Regions from separate parts of the Mus musculus genome. Here region 2 is linked to region 1. The links are chromatin loops, found by intact Hi-C in ENCODE. Cell type or tissue: left cerebral cortex. All regions are shown on one strand. Each heading gives the region's core, and the rest is flanking DNA. Links, peaks and the distances in the headings are about the cores only.

What was found. A loop is a pair of places that touch in the nucleus more often than their neighbours do. Peaks named below come from ENCODE experiments on the same cell type or tissue, not always from the same donor. Only the 100,000 strongest peaks of a DNase experiment are listed, where the experiment ranks them.
Region 2: a loop joins it to region 1, with 6 times the contacts of the local background. A loop is called at or near these places in 5 of 42 quality-filtered maps.

The regions. Positions count from the first base shown.
Region 1 is chrX:138,169,283-138,171,782 of GRCm38, forward strand. All of the region lies in intron 2 of Il1rapl2 (interleukin 1 receptor accessory protein-like 2), which reads left to right. Among named protein-coding and RNA genes, the nearest start is that of Tex13a, 39 kb to the right of the region's middle. In left cerebral cortex, for the core only: a CTCF peak has its summit at 1,085 (motif pointing left); a DNase peak (open chromatin) is centred at 1,047.
Region 2 is chrX:137,563,888-137,575,676 of GRCm38, forward strand. Il1rapl2 (interleukin 1 receptor accessory protein-like 2) reads left to right here and starts at 6,867. Exons shown (of 11, transcript NM_030688.2): 1 at 6,867-7,755. In left cerebral cortex, for the core only: a CTCF peak has its summit at 6,628 (motif pointing right); DNase peaks (open chromatin) are centred at 5,768, 5,956, 6,661, 6,949 and 1 more place; H3K4me3 peaks cover 1,588 bases.

The DNA.
Region 1 (2,500 bases), core at 1-2,500:
TATAAATAAAAAGAAATTTGGCTTTAGGGAGCAGAGTGACCTGAGATAGAAATAGAAAACATGTAATTCTAACATTAAATTTCTAAGATCAGGGTTCATAATATTGTTTTTAATAAATATAATACTGGTATAGATACTAAGATAAGCACACATCTCTATGATGAGATTATAATAGCACAGATTTGGTTGATCATCTCTAGATATTTAATTTTAAATACATTGATAAGGGTTAAATACTGTATATCCAAGGTTTTGACCTCATCACAAGAAGGAACATGATATGCATAAATTATTAATAACTCATTAATTTGTAAGCACTATATGTGACTCATAGGTAAATAATTGGCATATATTACTTGATGGCCATTATTCCTACAGTGTTTATGCAGGCAGAGGCTATGACTAAGGTTGAAAGGGCTATACTCATTGGACAGATGTGGACTCTGGGGCATACCTATGACAATTTGGATGCCACTAAGCAGAATTTAATCTTCTATTGGATTGTGAGCTAGAAAGAGAAAGAATATAAGAGGAAGAACATGAAACACACAGACATCAAGATCCATAGCTCTGGAGTTCACTTTATCCCAATGTGGTGTCTGCTGTCATTGTACCTCAAGTGACCTTGAGTTAGTCACTTAAAGTCTCAGAGGTTTTTCATTTTTTCTTTCTTTCTTTTTAATAAAATAAGAATATTGAGTCCCTTTCTTTCTGAGTAACCATGAGAATAAAATGAGAGGGGGAAAAGCCTTGTAAAACATCTCAACATCTAATGTATTATTTGCCTATTCTAAGGCTAAGGATTAAGTGAATTTCTCTTGCTACTGCTATGTGTTTCCAGCTGCTACTCATGTGGTCTATGCATGCTCTTGACCCTCTCTTTTGAGAATGATCTCTGCTGCATCCTCAATTTTTGGCTACCTTTGTCGCCACAGCAGGGCATCCTCATAGCTGTGCTATGATTCTTCTCCAGCAACCAGTGCTTAGTGCTTGACCTCTAACAAATTCTTAGTTTTAGAAAGTAGACACGGAAAACTTAAGTGCTACACAAAGACTTGGACAGCTCTCCCTCTAGTGGAAATTTCTTGAATTGCCCCCAATTACTAACTACCCTATTGATTCAAGAGAAATAGTGGTGAAAATGAATGGGGTGGAGTTGATAAAGGTTTTTTTTTTTTAGTTTTTTTTTTAAAAGATTGTATTGAACACAGTTAGCATGAGGCTAGAGGCTATAAACTGCGACAAAACTACTCACCAGTGTCTGGAATTTGCATAGTTTCTCTTGGGCCATTGAACCCATTTTACTTAATGGGGATTTTGAGGCAAATCTTGATTTTTAGGTAAAAATACACAATTAGCAATTATATGTGCAGCTGTATATCAATTTTCCCTCTATACCTGTAACAGAATTGTGATGTGCATGGCTGTTGGAGTCTAAATTAACTACACTCTATGTTCTTTTTTCCCCTTTAAAAATGTATTTCTAGTTGTTAATGTTGGCATCATATCCTTTTATAAGGATTCATACATTTTCACGGGGCTTCGTTTTTGAAGGCATGTAAGTGTGGCAGTGAGAAATGTGATTATAAAATGGCTAACCTACCTTGCTGCAGTCACCTAGGGTACTTTGCAGGAGATTTCACTAGTTTACATCTCTAGGCTTCTTCTTGTGGCAAAATAAACTGCATGGATGTCAGTATCCATGAATAAAGTCCATACACCCCTCGTTTTGAATCTTCACATCAAGATTCCCAATCACACATCTGTTTGCCTGTTTTTGCAGACTGGAATAAAATTATTAAAATAGAGCCCTGAACTTTTAGTGGCTTTCTTTGCTCCGTTATAATTGGTTTGGAAAACTTCAATATTAAAGCATTTTCTGCCAAGAAGACTGAATCAAGAATAATTATTTGAAAACCTTCCAGAGATCTGAATCAAGGTGGTAGGCATGAGACTTTAAGGAGGTAGCCTTTTATATTTTCAATCTGTTTTTCTGTAATAAACTTTGCCAACTGCAGAATCTCACCAGTTGGGGGAAAGCAGTGTTTCCCTGCCTGTGGTGCCTCTGTTCACACTTGTAATGAATGAATCAGAGAGACCCAGCTATAGAATCACCTGTGAGAGAATTCAGTCTATATGGAAAACACTTCGATGAAGCCCAGTGGGAGGTCTACTTCCAGAGCTGCCACTGGAATTGTGAACAGAATAGGGCTGGATGTCTCTGTGGCCCGATGCTAGGTTGATGAGGTCAAGTTCACAGGCTAGCCTACGCTGGGGGCTCCTGTGTTGACTACTCAGTTCCACCATGTAAACTCCTTGACTATAGCCTACACATTTGCCAGCTGCTTCACAGATGCATCTCTTCAGCTATTTTCCAAATATGTATGGCCATTCAGCATGCAAATAACTCTGGACGTGTGATGTGCTATTACAATATCTTTGTGGCATCAACGTAACTTACACTTGTGATTCCTGGTGGCACTTGAAAATTCAGTCATGT
Region 2 (11,789 bases), core at 5,473-7,972, 600 kb before region 1:
TGTCAAACTGGTCAGTTCGTTCTTTGTTAGGTATGATCCCATCTCAAGACCTTTGTACTTTCTATTAGGCCTGCCTGCAACATTTTGCACTAGATAAAGGAGAAACTTCCTACATTCCTTTTTAAGATTCTTCTCAAGTTTTATACTGCCTCTAATGCTTTCTTTGGCACCTTATTTCAAATTACATTTTTCTTGTCCTTCTCCATATCACTGATCCTGCTTTTTGTTTTCGACAACAACATTTTATGCTGCATTATACATAATATATATACAGAATATATATATATATGTAGAATATATATGCAGAATATATATATGTATATATATTTCTTTTCTATCCTCTACTACCACCACTACCACACCAGAATTTCAATGCCATTTGAGCAGAGATTTTCTTTATCCATATATTTCAGTGCTATATATTCAGTGCATAAAAATAGTGTCTACATAGTGGGCTCGATCACTGAAAAGTAGATATGTTGATGTTACTCCTTCTGTCTGAAAATCTCCCTCTTTATCTTAACTTGTATTTGAAGCCACCATCAGATGCTACCTCTTCAATGAAGCCTTCTCTGGTTCTGCCTAACACTGTGTGACCTGTGAGTACTCTCCCAACAAGACCTTCTGTTTGTAAAGACGCTTCGGAATCCCTTGTCTGTTCTGCATTAATTCATAAATATTATTCCTTTTGGTAAGTATTTGTTGAGGAGCATCATTATGAGATCCATAGACCCCATTCTCAAAGAAACAAGCATTGGCAATGAAGACAAAAATAAAGCTGGATATAGTCTTAAGGGTGTATGGGCAAATTAAGAAATACATACTCAACACTAGGCAACTAAGGAATGCTGATAGCAGGAGAAAGAGTCTTCCCTAGGGAAGGGCACAGCAACTGCTTATCCAATACTAAGTAGTATTGAGAAACTTGTGTTTATCTATTTAGGAATATATACATGTACATACACACATGAGAGCATAATTAAAGAAGAAATGACATAAGTTTGAAAGAGAGCAAGGTGGGACACAAGAGTTAAGCAGACTAAGATCATAGCTACTATCTCTGCCCAGTGCCCAAAGTACTAGCTTAGAAATTTTGTCCAAGGAGAAAGGTATAAAGTCATAAATCCAAAGAATTCACTGAAAATATTTTATTCAACAACATGTGGGGAAGGTCAAGTTGAGGTCCTCTTGAAATAAAAGATTTTTGTATAAGAAAATAAGATGTTAGCTTCTTTCAATTAATTAAGAAAAGCAAGATGAAGCATAGAAGAGCTAGTTTACTAGAGAGGTGCAAGGAAATCTACACTTAAGAACTCTCTTAAAGTCAGAATGAACCTCAAAGATGTGCCACAAAGCTAGTCCTGCCCACAATTAACTGGACTGAATTGTACAGCAATTTGTTTAATGGACATTATTGAAAATGATAGCAAATCAGCCGTAACTGATGGAGCAGAACAAATGGGTATGGGACAGTGCATAGAGTTCAACAGAGGGTAGAAAACCAGAGCAAAGGGACCATGATACAACCTCTGTCATCCCACAATGAGTATGTTTATGTTCACTGTGGTTTTCTCTATGAAATATGCCCAAACTCTATTCCATGGGAAAGATATTCTTTGTTAAAATAGCTTAGGTAAGTAAATAAACAAGTAAGCAATAAATAAGACCTCAGTGAGTAGAATCAGTATTAAGAACTGCCACAATATATTTCCTCTAATATACAGGTTTCAAAAGACAGCACTGAAGGTACAAAAAGAAAAGTGTTACTCATGTTTATAAATACTACTATCACAACTACTACAACTAGTAGCACTATTACTACTATCAACATCACCACCATTCCTATAACCACTGCTGCAAAATGCAAATGCTCATCACTATCACCTTCATTGAGGACAAACAACAGAAACTGCCTTTGTGAGAACCAAGATAACCTTGCTTAACAGACAAATTTCAAAGCTGCTAGTATGTTCAAAGTAATAAACTATGTTTTTAAAAGTGCACAAAGTTTTGAAGAAAGTGTCTAATAACAAGAGAGAGAGAGAGAGAGAGAGAGAGAGAGAGAGAGAGAGAGAGAGAGAGCAATTATTTTAAGAAAATAATAGAATGAGATGTCAAGTCCAGAGTTGAAAATTAAGATAACCTGAATGAAAGATATAAGATGAGAATGAACCAATATGCTCAATAATAAATATAATATAATCTGAAGAAAAGGGGATATAAGAAGAAGGAAACTTTGGAGAAGCATGAAATGACGTCAAATATACCAAATTACACACAATAAGAAAACCAGAAGAGAGGAAGGAAAGGAGCACAGAAAATACTCCGAGAGAGAATGGCTTGTATGATGAAAGTCAACCTGCATATCTGAGCAACTTAATTCAATGAAAATTAACTTGATTCAATAAAAGCAGTAAGAATGCACGGAAGAATAAAAAGACAATATCCTTGTAAAACAAAACAAAATGGAAGATGTAAATCCAACTTTACACACCCACCACCACCACCGCCGCCGCCATTAACATCACCAGTACCATTGAATTCATATTTGGGTCCTTTAACTTTTACCTGAAATAGAAAAGACAGAATCCTAAGTTAAAGATGGAATTTCTGCATGTAATTTTAATTGCTGAAGTGATGTAGATCTATGTAGCAATGTTATGGCTAAAATTAAAGCACTTGCTCCCAAGCCTGGTGATTATTGAGGTCCATAAGTATTTACTAAGATATTCTCTCCAGTATCTTATGGCAATACTCCAGTACCTTTTACCAAAACAAATACTGTTAGTCTTTTCTTTTTTGTCTTCCTCCCTCCCTCCCTCCCTCCCTCCCTCCCTCCCTCCCTCCCTCCCTTCCTTCCTTCCTTCCTTCCTTCCTTCCTTCCTTTTCTTCCTCCTCCTCTTCTTTTGCCTCCTTCTGCTGATGTTCAGTGTTGTCCCCATCACTTAAAAGCTTCATAACATTTTGTCATATGGATCTCCCAATGCTAAGCTTAGCAATATATTGTGTTATGTGGACTTGATCAAAAGAAGCACTTGTTAAAAGTAAAAATTATGCATATAATTAGTGCCCCTACATAAAATCAATTGCACTATGAGATAGTGCTGCACCATACCTTCTACTTGAACCAAGAGCTAGCTACTCAATTCTTTTAAAATCTATGTCCCAACTTGGTCCTAAAATATTTGTAATATTTATTTTTCTCCTTTGCCTAGTTTTCTTTTTAAATGTAACATCATCATCCTCATCATCATCATGGTTATGTGTGTTGGTGTGTGTGCACTTGCATGTATGCCTGTGTATCATGGCATGTATTTGGTCAGAGAAGAACTTGTGGAGTTGATTTTCTCCTTCTGCCTTTATTTGGGTCCTGGGTATCAAACTGAGCCTGAGTAAGAGCCTAATTACTGGCTTTTCTCACTGGCCCTGACTATTTTTCTGTTGGATTGATTTTCACAAATATAAGAGCACTTTATATATTTACAAAATACTGTTCTTTGAAGTCTCCTAATTCCCCCACATTATAGCTTCTATTTTCATCTTTATAGCATATATTTATGTGTGTGTTTTCGGGAAGGATTTATTTGCTTGTAGTAAAATTGACAATTTCTTTTATGGTTCATGAGCTGTTAACTTTTGCCTAGAAACATATTTGGCACTTAAGGAAACCTAATATTGAGTTTTCTATATAAAATATCTAGAATATAGTATAATGAATACTTTAACAGTTCCACAAACAATTAATTTAGACCATCAACTGGATTCAGAACAAGAATGAATTTAAATCAATCATGTAGGGTACTTTATATGTATTAGATACAAAATAAATAATCTCTTCCCTGTAAGACAATATTTAAATTTGTCTTGGTAGAAGTATATTTCAACATATTATTTTAAAAAATGTTAGTTATACCCATTCTTAATTTTTAAAGATGTTTGCTTCACTGAATGGCAGCCAGTTCTTCTCTGTCTCAGTCAGTGAGTAGCCAACGTTTGGAGAAGCCTGTAAGGTCCATTTTTATGTTGTTTTTTTTTGTTTGTTTGTTTTGTTTTAAATTAGGAGGATTATGAATGTATCCTATTGAGGCAGGGAGATTGCTCTGTTACTTTAGCAGTAAGTTGCATTATATTGACCCATCCTCTCCCTTTTTCTGGTCCTATATCCCTGATTCACTTGAGATCACATAGTCTAACCATTAATGACACTAGAATATTTGACAAAACAAACAGCTAGCAACCTCTGTCCCATTCAGAGACTGATCTGCCTGAGCTTTAAACTCCCAATTGTGGAAAGTCTTCTTAAAGTCTCTGATAAGGGTGATATTACATAAGACAGTAAGGTTAGTCAGACTTAAGACATTTATAAGAATTAAATACCAACCCTAATCAACAGAGAGAGTACTGATAGAGTACTCATAGTACTGAGAGTAGTCATAAAAAAAGAGTATACTTTGCTATGTACAAAAGATATAGAATATACCTTTTGTATATAAACAGGTACATATAATAAACAGTATATATAAACAGGTACAAGTTAGCAAAGTTGTGTAATACTAGGTATAGAAAGTTGATGAGAAGTTGGTCAATGAAATGACATTTATTATTATTATTATTATTATTATTATTATTATTAGGTTTTTCGAGACAGGATTTCTCTGTGTAGCCCTGGCTGTCCTGGAACTCACTTTGTAGACCAGGCTGGCCTCAAACTCAGAAATCTACCTGCCTCTGCCTTCCAAGTGCTGGGATTAAAGGTGTGGGCCACCACTGTGCAGCTATTTATTTATCGTTTAAATAGAGCTTCACTATGTAAGGCAGGCTGACCTTGAACTCGTGGTATATCTGCTGTCTTAGGCCCTCCAGTGCTAGGACTTTAGGCATGGTGCCTACCATGATCAGATCTTTGTTTTGTTCTAAATGTACAGTCTTTCTACTTTATGATTTGCTGAGGGATAACTCTATCCAGTATTGTGAATGGGTTTCATAGACTCTACGTACTGGATTCTAATATAAGTGAATGGTCTTGTGGCTTAGCCATATGTCCTCCCCTAGGACATCTCGGCTGATCATCTAAGGCTCAGAACCCTTGGACTGACCTGATATGGACGATCAGTGTGTGTGTACCTGACCTAACCAAGAGGTAATATAGTTCTGGAAATGGGGTTCTTCTACTGTGGATCCCACCCTGTATGTATTGCTGATGGTCTGCCAGGTGGCTAGAACCAAGCCTCATGAATGCTGGTAACAGTGATGTAGGCCCAGCAGCAGTTGGCTTGACATGGAGATGAAGGATGCTGCTGGGCAAGCATGTAGGGAAGTTTTCAGGAGCACCATAACAAAGGACAGAAGAGAAGCAGCTGGCCATCCCTGTCTAGGGAATGTGTTTTATGTGCAAACAATCATTAACAAACAGAAACAGAAATTGTAGGACATCTCACCTGTTTCAAAAGCACCTCCACCCGACAAGCATGCACATGAACAACAAAACCCAGGGAGACTGTCTTGGTACGGCTGATTGCTGCCTGCCTAAAAGGACTTTTCTTTCCCAATGACTTCACGAAATTTCCAAATTTAACTCCGCTTTGCAGAAGGACTATGTCACGAGGTGGTGGGGTTTTGAGATACAGAAAGAAGAATGATCTACACGGAGAAGAAATAGGAGTATAAGAGAGTGAACTTGGTGTAAGAAGGAGACTAACTTCAACCACGCAAAAGCTTTAGCTGAGTGTACCAGTGTACACTGCGGGTCAGGCAAAGAAACCCAACTAGAAAGGCGTGCATCTGTGCTGCGGCAAAGGCACTCTAAGTGCTTGCCCCCTCCTGGTCCTTGTTTCTGTCTCCCTCACTAGCTGGCTTTCTGGGGCTAATTCAGAGCACGAGAGCAGCCTCGGGAGAACAGCTGGAGAAAGTGCACAGAAAGATAAAATTAATAGGAGCTCAGTGTAGCAGCAAATTCTAGCGCACGGCGCTCAGCTGACCCGTTAAATGAGCAATCCTGTTAAGTACGTTAATCAGCACGGTATCGAGAGCCCATGGGAATGCTGCAGAAGATACTTAGGGTAGAAACTGTGCACTCTGCACTGCTGCGGTCTGGATCCTGCAGGTTCTTGGGTAAACAGCCTCTCTGCTTTTCCGCTTAAGAGAAGGGTTTGGGGGCTGCCTGGTGTGGAGGAGTAGGTGTTCAGGAGCATGGCTGGTGAGCCTCGGATTTAAGGAAGTCATCTGGATCTAGCTGTGAGATGATCGCAATCGCAACTTCACAGGTTACCTACCTGCCCTAAGGTCCCGGGGAGTGGAAAACCAGAGAGTTCAGGATCTTTAACAGAGAAGGGGTTGGAAAAAGAGTTCTCTTGCGTTCTGAGAAGCGTAATTATAACTAAAATTTGATAACCTGGCAGACTTCGTCTTTAAAAACAAAACAAAGCAAAGCAAAACAAAACAAAGCAAAACAAAACAAAACATTAAGTTCTGCTTTAAGCCGGCAGGGAACCAGGCAGGTGCATCAGGATGGACTAGCTACCTTGTTCAGTGGCTGGAACTGGGGACCAGAAAAGCTGAAAAACTTTGCGTTCCTGACTTTCCACACCTGCACTGAGCTGAACGCTCTCCTCATCCCTTTAAGGCAGCCTAGTCTGGCAAGGACACTAGACGGCGCTGCAGCGACACGCTTCCCTTCTCGAGGGGCGGGAGGGGGGCACGGGGGGGGGGGCGGTAAAGCGCGTTTTTAAACCAGGGGATGGGGGACTTAGGGTTGGCAGCTTCTTCGCTCCACTCTCCTCATTCTTGGCGCTTCCAAATCCAAAGGGGGTGTGAAAGAGGAGGAGGAGCAGGAGCAGCCCTTTGCAGTGACGCGCCAGAGTGGTCCTTCTCTAATTCGCACCTCCCGGTTGCAGTCAGTCAGCCAGGAGGCACCAAACTGTTAGCAAGGAAGCCAAGGCTCTGGGTGACTTCCACTACCCTCCCACTTCCCTACTCCAGGCATATTTTGGAGAGGCTGGCGACAGTGGCAGGATGTGAGAGGAGCGCAGCGCTTGCCCCTCGCACTCCTCTCTTTGAGGGCTGGGGTGCGAGTGGCTTCTGCGCACTGGCTGGAGGGCTCCGGGAAGCGCTGGAGCCACGCAGGAGGGAGGCGGGCGAGCTGGGTGGGTGCAAGCTAGGCTGCCTGCACCACAGCCCGGCTGAGCCGGTGGCTCCGCTGCTTTCTGGAGCTCGCGAGTCCCGTGAGCGGTGGTAGCACCGCCAACTGGGGTGCCCCGCGTCCCGCGTCCCAGCGTGGCGCGCACTGTTCGGCCTGAACCAGGTGCGGCTGGAAGGAGGCAGCACCAAAGCTAACTCGCTCCAAAGAATCTTGGAGGCGGGCACCTTTGAGAATCCATTCACTCAGCTGAGAAGTGGTACCTGCCATTCTAACTATAGGGTCTAATGATTTGGAAACCTCCTGTAACCTGTCCCCTCTCCAGTACATCCCGAAGTCCACAGAAGCGGCACTGAACTCCAGGAATCTTCCGAACTTCCCAGGTATCCTCGCTGGCTTAGGACTGGAAGTGTAGTGAACCTGGTGGGAGACTTTGAGTCCGCGGCGTGGGAGACACCTTCCAAAAGCCCCCTCCATCCCATTCCTCTCTGGGCAGCTTTACTGGCCGCCCTGGAAGCCAAACCCTGCGCTCTTCTGAACTCTGCTCTTCATCGCGCCCTGGGCATGGAACTATACGCCTGAAACCTGCTGGACCTTGCTGGTTGTTTTGCAAGACTCAGGTAAGGCAAACTCCTTGGGACAGATAGTTGCCTCTTGTGTATAAGCGCTCTCATGGGCATCTGGGAAGATAAGGCCATAGAAGCTCTAGCAGTCCTGCACCATGGGGTTTCCCCACTTGGAAACTAGGCAGTTTCTTTTCTTTTCTTTTTTTCTCTTTAACTTCTCATTGAAAGTTTAGGACGAGGGGCTTCACGCCTGTAGAAGCCTGCTTAGTGTGTTAGGTAAGGGCGAGCCTGAGCTCTGTATTTCTCCAGCAAGATATTTGTGGTCTGCCAGTGACTCGCGGCTTTGCAGCCTGAAACACATTTTCCCACTGGGTGCTTCCGAATTCTTATTATTTTGGCTATGGCCAGGAAAGCACGCCAAGGAGGATGGAGTTCAGATGATGGCCCGGTAGAGCAGCAGGGGTTTCCCAATATGGGCTCCTGTGTCTGGGAATTCCTGCGGAACACAGGACTGGAGAGAGTGCTGGTGACCCAGAGCCATTTCTGTCTTTCTGCGCTTACAACCCAAAGATTGCACACCTTGAGACATTCTGTCTTCATCCCGAGGGGTGTGGGTGGGTGGTGGTGATCATCCCTGCCCCTTTGAACAGGTGTTTTCCAGGTTATATGAACCTTTCCTTTCTGTTCCTTGGAGGTAAAGATGGGGATCTCAGAAAGAGGGTTTAGATAGAGTAACCCTCAAGTGGCTCATCTTGACTTGAGCCTCTGGAACTGAACAAACAGCTTGATGTTACTACCACACGCTTAAAGAAAGATTTTTAAAAAGGAAGAAGAGGAAGAAGAAAGGAAAACTCTTTGGCAGAGAGGCTTGGAAAACTGAGTACTCCTCTCCAATGGTTTCTTTTGGTCCTTGCCCAGTATAAGGGAATTAGGAGTAGACATTAGTAGACAAATATTTAAGACTCATCTCTCCCTGCTAAAGTTACCATTGGTATAAAGTACATCTGGGTTGAAAGGTACCCTGGGAAAGGGATCTCTTTAAGGTTTTTTTTTTTTTTTTTTAATGATGATGAATGGGAGGCAGCACTGGCCCACCACTGACATATTCAGCTGCAGATTGTATTGAGTTTCAAGGAGTAATGTTACTCCTTTTCTAATCAGAGAAAGCATGAAACCAAGGCAGACCAGACCCAAAGAAGGCAGAGAGGAAAGACGTGTTCTTGAATATTTGCAAGTTTCTTGAGCAGTGTTCACAGGTCAGGAAGAGTACCTTTTCTAAACAGTCCCTGGGAAGGAGGAAATTAAGTGTCCAGGAAAGGTGTGTGAGATTGGGGACCATTTAAACCGCTGAAACTCCTATATCTCCACTCCACTGTGGTAGACATGGGCTGTCCCTGACAATTTCAGGGTTATGATAGTGATAATGCTGTTTACTAGCTGGCTCTGCTTACAGGGTCATAGACACTTTGCTTTCTGCTTTCCTTCTTGTCATGTGACTCCAAACACAGTACTTCTCCTCTCTGCCCCCAATGGAAATCAGGCAATTAACAATGGACTCAGGGAGTTGGAAATTGCCAGGTGTCTCAGACTCTAGGCTTCAGCTGGACTTACCCACCAGCCTTTTACGCTGCCTCCACCAACTCTGCTCTTTGGCTACATAGCTGTCACACAGCTCAGTGGTTGGACATGAAGCTGTGACTACAGCTCTGTGCTGCTGGCTTACTGTAAAAACTTTGCAATCTGCAGGCTGCCCTGGGCTAAACAGCCCGAATTTACCAGGCTGGAAGCAGATTTAAATCGAAAGCATTTAAATGCAGGTTAAAAGGCTGCTGCATCAAAGGCTCCTGGCTTACACCCTCTAGCCACTTGCCCTCCCTTTCTGCAGGCTGAGGCACTGGAGTTGTCTTAGAGATACCTAGCTGGGGCTGGCTATGCTTTTGCTCCACAGACTGAGGCCAGGCAATAGAGCACTATGCTTGGAATTTGAATAACTTTGTGAGATAGCTGCTCTCAGATTGAACAATGGGATATTTTCAGTTTCTGAGGGCTCTTACTGCTATTGAGTACAGAAGCTAAAACAATTCCGAGGGTGGGGTTCCAGGGAATCTGGGTGTATAGACAGTGGCCCTTGAAGGTGCCTTGGTTTACCAATTTGTAACCACCTTAGATGAATGCAAGGTTCTTGTTAGCCAGCAACAGGAAATGAAGCCTGTACACACATGGCTACTTATGAAACAGCCTGGGTTACTCACCTGAAATATGTATCCACAGGTGTAAAACCAAATGATGTTTTATTGTGATGGACCTGGCATTCTGAAAACAGTGAATCATAAAATGACAATTCCAGTCTTGTTTAAGGCAATAAATGTTATTTCATTTAAAGTGTTGGATTGAATTTAGGGAAGTGGCTTGGTGCAAAAATTTGTTATTTGGGAAGAAAATACGGGAAACTAACTGGGAAAGGAAAAGAAGTCAAATGTGGTTGAAATGATCATAAACACTTCAGTAAAATGGAATTTTGAGCTCACATCTGTTCGTTAACAGAAACGTGTGGTGATCTGAATAGATTCCATGACAGTTGTAGCAATCTGTGAGTACTCCTTAAGGGGAAATGCATTCTGTTTCATATATCCGGGTATGTCTATAATCGTGGTAAGGATCACACAAGGGTCAGTTAGAAGGGATGAACACACTGCCTTCATTTGACAAGTGCCATATGTATCTTAGTGAAAAGGCATTTTAATCTTATTAAACACTCCACAGGTTGAGCTCTTTAGAAATAAAATGCAAAAGTAAGAAAAATCCGGACTATCCTTTAAGTGTGAACTAACAGGATTTCTCTAGTCAAGTTTCTATCCATCACTGTTAAAATATATATTCTCTGTTCCAATGAACCTGGCTTTGGCCACCTTCTTAAGTTACATTTCTCCGTAAATCTCCGATCTTCAAATTAATGTATCTTGACTTGTATGATTTGTTTTTTTTTACCTGATTTGTTTTGTTATTTGGGTATCCCATAAGCATATGAAATATTAAGTCTATGTAGCAGATTAAGTCTGAGATATCAAGTAAACCAAAATCCATGGATATTCATGGCCCTTATATAAAATGGTATAATATATTTGCCTATAACTTATATATATTCTTCCACATATTTTAAGTCCTCTCCAGGTTGTTCATATCTAACATAGAGTCAGTGCTATATAGTTATTATACTAAATTGTTTTAGAGAATGATGGCAATAATAAAGTCTATACTTATTCATTTATAGAATACACACACACACACACACACACACACACACACACACACACATATATATATATATATATATATATATATATATATGTATGTATATATATGTATATATATGACAAATGCAGAACCCGTGGATATGGAAGACAAACTGAAATCAAACACTAATTTAATGTTCTCTCTAACCAAACCTTTGTTTTTGTCTGCTTCTATTGATGATTCTACTATTCCCTATTCTCAGGACTTGTGATATTATTCATTTGCTAGTCTTGCTGTGTTCTCTATCCATTCTTGCTTCTGTGCATCTTTTATTAATTAAATACTTTGAGCTTTATCTCTGGAATATGTTCTCTAATTTTCAGTGTACTGACACCACCCAGCTCTTCTAGATTCTTGATGTGGCCTATCATAAAAGTTTGTATTTGCTGTCTTTGGTTTACTCTCCAAATCATATTTTGACTAATCTTCCTGCTTCCTGAGGCTCATTTGGTTCTTTCCTTTGCTGAATTTTTTGCAACAATCATTAGAAAATTAAATCTAGTAAAATAGTCATAACAGTTTATACATTTAGATTTTATATAGTTTCTATGTGAATGTTTTAATATAAAATCAGAATGAGGTTAGAAACTTGAGTTTCCTAAATTTTAGTAATTACAGGATTCTTTTATAATTAAAATATTTTAACTGTAAAATATTGAGTAAAAATGGATTCTAAGAGGTACAGCTTGTTATCAAGTCTGAATAATTTCAAACGACTCCAGTTGGTGGGTATATAATATAGATTACCTTTTAACCATAGAAAGTTATCTACTATTGTAACAATGTGCTAGCAT